Regions from separate parts of the Homo sapiens genome. Here region 2 is linked to region 1. A link is a contact called in ENCODE Hi-C or POLR2A ChIA-PET data. All regions are on one chromosome and are shown on one strand. Each heading gives the region's core, a stretch centred on a gene start or an enhancer-like site at or near the end of the contact. The rest is flanking DNA. Distances are from core to core; before and after follow the strand shown.

Region 1 (3,117 bases), core at 402-2,901:
AGTGGAGACAGGTGGCCAAGGCTGGCTCCGAGGGGCTCCGCCTGTTTCCCACCCTAACCTGCCTCCCCATTACCAGTCCTGGCCCTACCTTCCAGGGACTGTGTGGGCGGGCAGTGGGTTCGCAGATGCTGTGCCAGGTCACGGACGCTGGGAAAACTGAGGCAGCAGCCAGGGCTGGAGCAAGGGATTTGCTTCCCTGCAGGACGCACAGAACAGTGGTCACTGGTCCCTTCCTCACTAGTGCTGTCCCTGACCCCAGGGTTCTGCCCCAGAGAAGCAAATATGATGTGCTGGGGCCTTTACTCTCTGCCTACCACAACAGACTGGTCTGCCACAGTGCAGGGGCTGGACTGGCCAGGCTCACCATTGGAGCCACAGCCTGGCATCCACCGGCTGCTCCGTAAAATGATGAGTGGCATCCCTCTAGAAAGGCCCTGAGGTTAGAGATTCTCTACGTCTCGCTTCTATTGTTTCAGGGACTGTGATTCCCCAGAAGACCCCATCACAGATCACCTGGAGGTGGGCGTCGTCTGGGAGGCCGCAGGTCCTCGCTGGTCCCGGAGACTATGCTGGTCAGGCCAGGGCTGGGTCCGGGGCCAGGCTGGCAGCTGTCTGGGGCTGGGGAGGAGCCCTGCTGCATCCCTCCAGCCCCTCCACGTTCCCACACTGGCGGTGTGGCTGCCTGCTCAGGGCCTGGCTCCTCCGACATGGAGGAGGAAGGGGCTGCAGCTGGCACAGCCGGGGACAACACCTCCTTGTCGGTCTCACTGGAGCTGGGCTCTGCAGTGGCCAGCATGTCTGGGATGGGCCCTGAGGGTTTCTCCTCCTGGTGGAAGGAAGAGGCGGAGAGAACCCTTCTGGGCTCTGGGTCAACCCAGTCGGCCCCCATCCTAAGGAATCACCAGCAGGAGAGGATAGGGGAATACGTAAGGGTGGACTAAGCTCTTTTTTTCTTTTTATAAAGATGGGGTCTCGCCATGTTGCCCTCACTGGTCTTGAACCCCTGGTCTCAAGTGATCCTCCTGCCTCAGCCTCCCAAAGTGCTGGGATTAGAGTCGTCAGCCACTGCACTGGCCCGGATTGAGCTCCTTATGCATACGGGAGAAACATCTGCTCTCCTCAACTAGGATAGGTGGGAGCCCCAGTATGCACACAAGCGTGGCCTAGAGGGAGTGGGCGGGGCCAAGGCTACGGAGGCGGGGCTATGGGCAGGCATGGACTGGGAAGATGCTAGAGGAGCTAGACATGGATTGTCTGAGGACCGAGACCGGCCGGCCTCGAGCAGTGTGGACAATCTTGGAGGTGCTGGGGGCCCGGATGTAAGAAGTTTAGGGGCGGAGTCCTAGCCTGACGGGCGTGGTCCATTCCGGGCCGGGCCCGGAAGTAGGGCGCTCTCCGAGTGACAGCCAGCGGCGGACGGGTGCCCGGATGTGGGGGCGGGGTCGGCCGGAGGCTGTAGGCGCGACAGGGCCGCTCCCCGCCAGTCCCCGCAGCTCCGCCGCGCCCGCGACCCCGGTGCCGCGCTCACCATCTTCGACACGGCTCGGCCTCTTGTTTCTGCGGCTCCGGCGGCTGCAGCTTAGGCGGCGGCCACCCTCTGGGCAGTGCGAGTTCGCGCTCACGTCAGCGCCATTTTCCACCTCTCAGCTCTCGCGAGACTGGGGGCGGGGCCTGCGCAGGGCGCTCGGAGAGGGGGCGGGGCCTGAGGGCAGAGTCACCCTGGAGCTCAGGTCGGACGCTGGTGCAATCTTGCTATCTATCCCCGGGCAGTCAGCGCGCACTTCAGCAGACTCCGTGCACGGAGATCCGGGATGACCTCGCTGTCCTAGTCTTCAAAGTGGGCACCTTCATCCCTCTAGTCTTGTCCCAAGATCAGCCCTGGACAGGCGATAAACAGCAGTTCTTTCTTTATATTTTTTATTTTTTTTTGAGACAGAGTTTCGCTCTTGTTGCTCAGGCTGGAGTTTAATGGCGCGATCTCGGCTCACTGCAACCTCCGCCTCCTGGGTTCAAGCGATTCTTCTGCCTCAGCCTCCCAAGTGGCTGGGATTACGGGCGCCCACCACCACGTCTGGCTAATTTTTTGTATTTTTAGTAGAGACTGGGTTTTACCATGTTGTCCAGGCTGGTCGTCACCTCCTGACCTCAGGTGATCCACCCGCCTCGGCCTCCCAAAGTACTGGGATTACAGGCGTGAGCCACCGCGCCCGGCCAGTTCTTTATTTTTTATAGTGTTGAGACAGGGTCTTGCTCTGTCGCCCAGGCTGGAGTGCAGTGATGCGATCATAGCTCGCTACAGCCTTGACCTCCTGGGTTCAGGCGATCCTCCCATCTCAGCCTCCCGAGTAGCTGGGATTACTGGCGTGTGCCACCATGCCCAGCTAATTTTTAAATTCTTTTTAGAGACAGGGTCTCTCTGTGTGTTGCCCAGGCCGGTCTCAAACTCCTGGGCTCAAGCGATCCTCCCGCCTTGGCCTCCCAAATGTTAGGATTGCAGGCGTGAGCCACCTCGCCTCCCCTTGCACTCACATTTTAAAATGGGGAAACAGCATCGCTCGAGCCAGGGACGTCGAGGCTGCAGTGAGCGTGATGGCACCACTGCACTCCTGCCTGGTCGAAAAAGCGAGACCCCCATCTCTAAAAGTTAAATAAAAATGGGGAAATAGTAAATCAACAAGTGCAAAAACAATCTTTTGTCCTATTCAGAGCAATGAAGGAAACAATGAAATGTCGAAGTGATGGGTCAGGGAAGCCACTCTGAGGAGGTGACTTCGGAGCTGTCTCCAGATGATCAAGGAGTGAGCTGGTGGAAAGCCCGAGGAGCAGGGGGCTCTACCGGATAGCTGGTGGTGATGTCCTGGAGTGGGGCAGGACGGGCTTATTTTGGTCAAAGAGCAGCGAGGTGGCCAGGGCACCACTGGAGCAGAGTGGAGGCGGGGTGTGGAGGTCAGAAAGCGAATATGGTGCGCGGCAGGTCACGCAGGGCCATGGGAGTGGTGCAGAGAGAGGAGTGTGGTTTATGTTGTAACCACTGATGAATTTTTAGCAGGGGGAGGCGCATCATCTGATTCCTGGCAGTCACTTGGAGTAGGATGGGCTGTTGAGAGGGCGGTAAGG
Region 2 (3,117 bases), core at 391-2,890, 4.2 Mb after region 1:
GTGCAGCTGGTAAGTGGGCGGCGGCTCTGGGTCAGGTCCGCGTGCTGGTCTTCATCCTGTGACAGTGGTTCCAGCTTCTTCTCGATCTGTGAGTAAGGGCCAAGTCAAGTTAAGCACTGGCCTTAAATCCCAGACTCAGGACTCCAGGTGGGCTCCAGAAACAGATTTCACCCCAGGCCCTGCACATTCAGGGATACAGGACCAGTTCTACAGGGGACCAAGGAACATCTCCTGTGTAAACTCTGCCCCTTCCCAGACCAGATCTCAAGACACACGTTCAGGATTTGCCCCCACCCTTTTTTTTTTTTTTTTGGACGGAGTTTCACTCTTGTTACCCAGGCTAGAGTGCAATGGCGCGATCTCGGCTCACTGCAAGCTCCACCTCCCGGGTTCAAGCGATTCTCCTGCCTCAGCCTCCCGAGTAGCTGGGACTACAGGCGCGCACCACCATGCCCGGCTAATTTTTTGCATTTTAGTAGAGACGGGGTTTCTCCATGTTGGTCAGGCTGGTCTCGAACTCCCGACCTCAGGTGATCCGCCCGCCTCGGCCTCCCAAAATGCTGAGATTACAGGCATGAGCCACCGTGCCCGGCCTTTTTTTTTTTTTTTTTTTGAGACAGAGTATCGCTCTGTCACCAGGCTGGAGTGCAGTGGCGCAATCTCAGCTCACTGCAACCTCCACCTCGCGGGTTCAAGCGATTCTCCTGCCTCAGCCTCCCGAGTAGCTGGGACTACAGGCGCGCAACACCATGCCCGGCTAATTTTTTGCATTTTAGTAGAGACAGGGTTTCACCATGTTGGCCAGGCTTGTCTCGAACTCCTCTTCTCTTGATCCACCCGCCTCGGCTTCCCAAAATGCTGGGATTATAGGCATGCGCCACCGCGCCCAGCCAGCCCCCACCCTTTTAGGAATCAGAGAGCATCTCCTTTCAGATCCGGTCCCTTCCCCGCTGGGAAAAGCAAATCTAAATTCAAGAACCGCCCAGACTTAGGCTCCTCCTCCCATATCCTCCCTTAATTTGTCTTGCCCCAGGCTCCGCCCATTCCAGAAAGCTTTAAATGTACCTAGAACCCGCCCCCACACCAAGAATCAGTCCTCGCCTCCTCAGGTTACCGTACCAGCATGTAACTACCAGAGTGCAAAATCCCCTTCCCAGGACAGAAACTCCCGCCCAGAATAGGTCCCGCCTTCCTCCAACTATTGGGCAACTCAAATAAAAGACATATCCCCTCCACTGGAAACGCTGCCCCCGTCTAGTACCGCGTTGGTTCTACAAGCCACGCCCCTCCGCGTCCCTAGAAATTCCGCCCGGTCCTCACCATGGCATTGACTTGCTGTACAGCGCGCCCGAAGTTGGTTGCTTGGAAGCCGGTGGTGCCGAAGGCCTCCAGCAGTGCGCGGTAATTCACACCGCGGTTGAAGTCGTAGCCCCGGACCTGGGTGCTTTCGGGCGGCAACGTCGAGCTGTGCTTTAGCACGGCGGCCAGCGCCCCCGCTGGCGCCTCCCGTTCCAGGGAACCTTCCATGCGCCTATAGCCGGCTCTCGAGTCAAAGCTGCCCCTAGGCCGGGCTTACGGCGGCCCAGAAACGCGTTAAACCCCGACGCGCGCGTCTCCGCAAGAGCACAGGAAGTAGGGAACGTGCTTTGGGCGAAAGACCGGAAGTTGGTTTATCACGTGACCATTTTTAGCCCCTGTAAACCAGGTCGCCGCCATTTTTGTGCGTGTGTTCCGTAATACGGAAGCCGCGAGGAGCCTTTAGGCCCTTTCTTTCTTTTTTTTTTTTTTTTTTTTTTTGAGACGGAGTCTCGCTCTGTCACCCAGGCTGGAGTGCAGTGGCGCGATCTCAGCTCACTGCCAGCTCCGCTTTCCGGGTTCACGCTGTTCTCCTGCCTCAGCCTCCCGAGTAGCTGGGACTACAGGCGCCCACCACCACGCCCGGCTAATTTTTTTGTATTTTTAGTAGAGACGGGGTTTCACCTGGTCTCGATCTCCTGACCTCGTGATTCGCCCGCCTCGGCCTCCCAAAGTGCTGGGATTACAGGCGTGACCCACCGCGCCCGGCGCCTTTAGGCCTTTTCTTCCTTTTTTTTTCTTTTTTTTTTTTTTGATACAGGGTTTCGCTCTTGTTGCCCAGGCTGGAGTGCAATTGCCCGATCTCAGCTCACCACAACCTCCACATTCCGGGTTCAAGCGATTCTCCTGCCTCAGCCTCCCGAGTAGCTGGGACTACTGGCATGCACCGCCATGCCCGGCTAATTTTGTATTTTTAGTAGAGGCGGGGTTTCTCCCTGTTGGTCAGGCTGGTCTCGAACTTCCGACCTCAGGTTATCCGCCCGCCTCAGCCTCCCAAAGTGCTGGGATTACAGGCGTGAGCCACTGCGCTTCGGCCTTTACTTGTTTTCATGTGTTCTCGACTTCCCATGAATGAAGATTCTTTTTTATTTTTATTATTTATTTATTTAATTTATTTTTGAGACAAGAGTTACACGCTCTTGTTACGCAGGCTGGAGTGCGGTGGTGCAATCTTGACTCATTGCAACCTCTGCCCCCCTGGTTCAAGCGATTCTCCTGCCTCAGCCTCCCGAGTTGCTGGGATTACAGACACCCACCACCAGGCCTGGCTAATTTTTTATTTTTAGTAGAGATGGCATTTCACCATGTTGGCGAGGCTGGTTCTGCCCTCAGGTGACCGCCCGCCTGGGCTTTCCAAAGTGCTGAGATTACAGGTGTGAGCCACCGTCCCCAGCCAAAATTCCTATTTTAATGCCACCTGCTGGAGACCCACTGCTTGGCCCGGCACTCGCCCATTCGTTTCTGTTCTGTCCCCTCGGGAGGGGAGGATGGTTTTGTTGTTGTTGTTGCTGTTTTGTTTGTTTGTTTGTTTGAGCTAGAGTCTTGCGCTGTCTCCCAGGCTGGAGTGCAGTGGCACGATCTCGGCTCACTGCAACCTCCGCCTCCCAGGTTCACGCCATTCTTCTGCCTCAGCCTCCCCAGTAACTGGGACTACAGGCGCCGGCCACCACGCCCGGCTAATATTTTGTATTTTTAGTAGAGACGGGGTTTCACCGTGTTAGCCAGGGTAGTCTCGATCTCCTGACCTCGTGATCCGCCCGC

Evidence for each region. Hi-C counts contacts between places; a loop is a spot of excess contacts on that map. ChIA-PET counts read pairs that join two places held with the same protein, here RNA polymerase II (POLR2A). Pooled maps may share reads with other maps.
Region 2: a loop to region 1 is called in a pooled map, with 4 times the contacts of the local background. The contact joins the promoter of DHPS here to the promoter of ZNF414 in region 1. A Hi-C loop is called at or near these places in 1 of 50 pooled maps. POLR2A ChIA-PET finds 5 or more read pairs at or near these places in 2 of 52 experiments (WTC11 and activated T-cell).

The regions. Positions count from the first base shown.
Region 1 is chr19:8,512,516-8,515,632 of GRCh38, forward strand. It overlaps ZNF414 (zinc finger protein 414), which reads right to left and starts at 1,652. Exons shown (of 8, transcript NM_001146175.2): 1 at 1,529-1,652; 2 at 514-826; 3 at 89-196. The coding sequence starts at 1,531. RefSeq lists a silencer at 1,353-1,662.
Region 2 is chr19:12,680,240-12,683,356 of GRCh38, forward strand. It overlaps DHPS (deoxyhypusine synthase), which reads right to left and starts at 1,641. Exons shown (of 9, transcript NM_001930.4): 1 at 1,321-1,641; 2 at 1-86. The coding sequence starts at 1,527. RefSeq lists cis regulatory regions at 872-1,372, 1,398-1,932 and enhancers at 1,292-1,815, 1,456-1,750, 1,816-2,338, 2,862-3,117.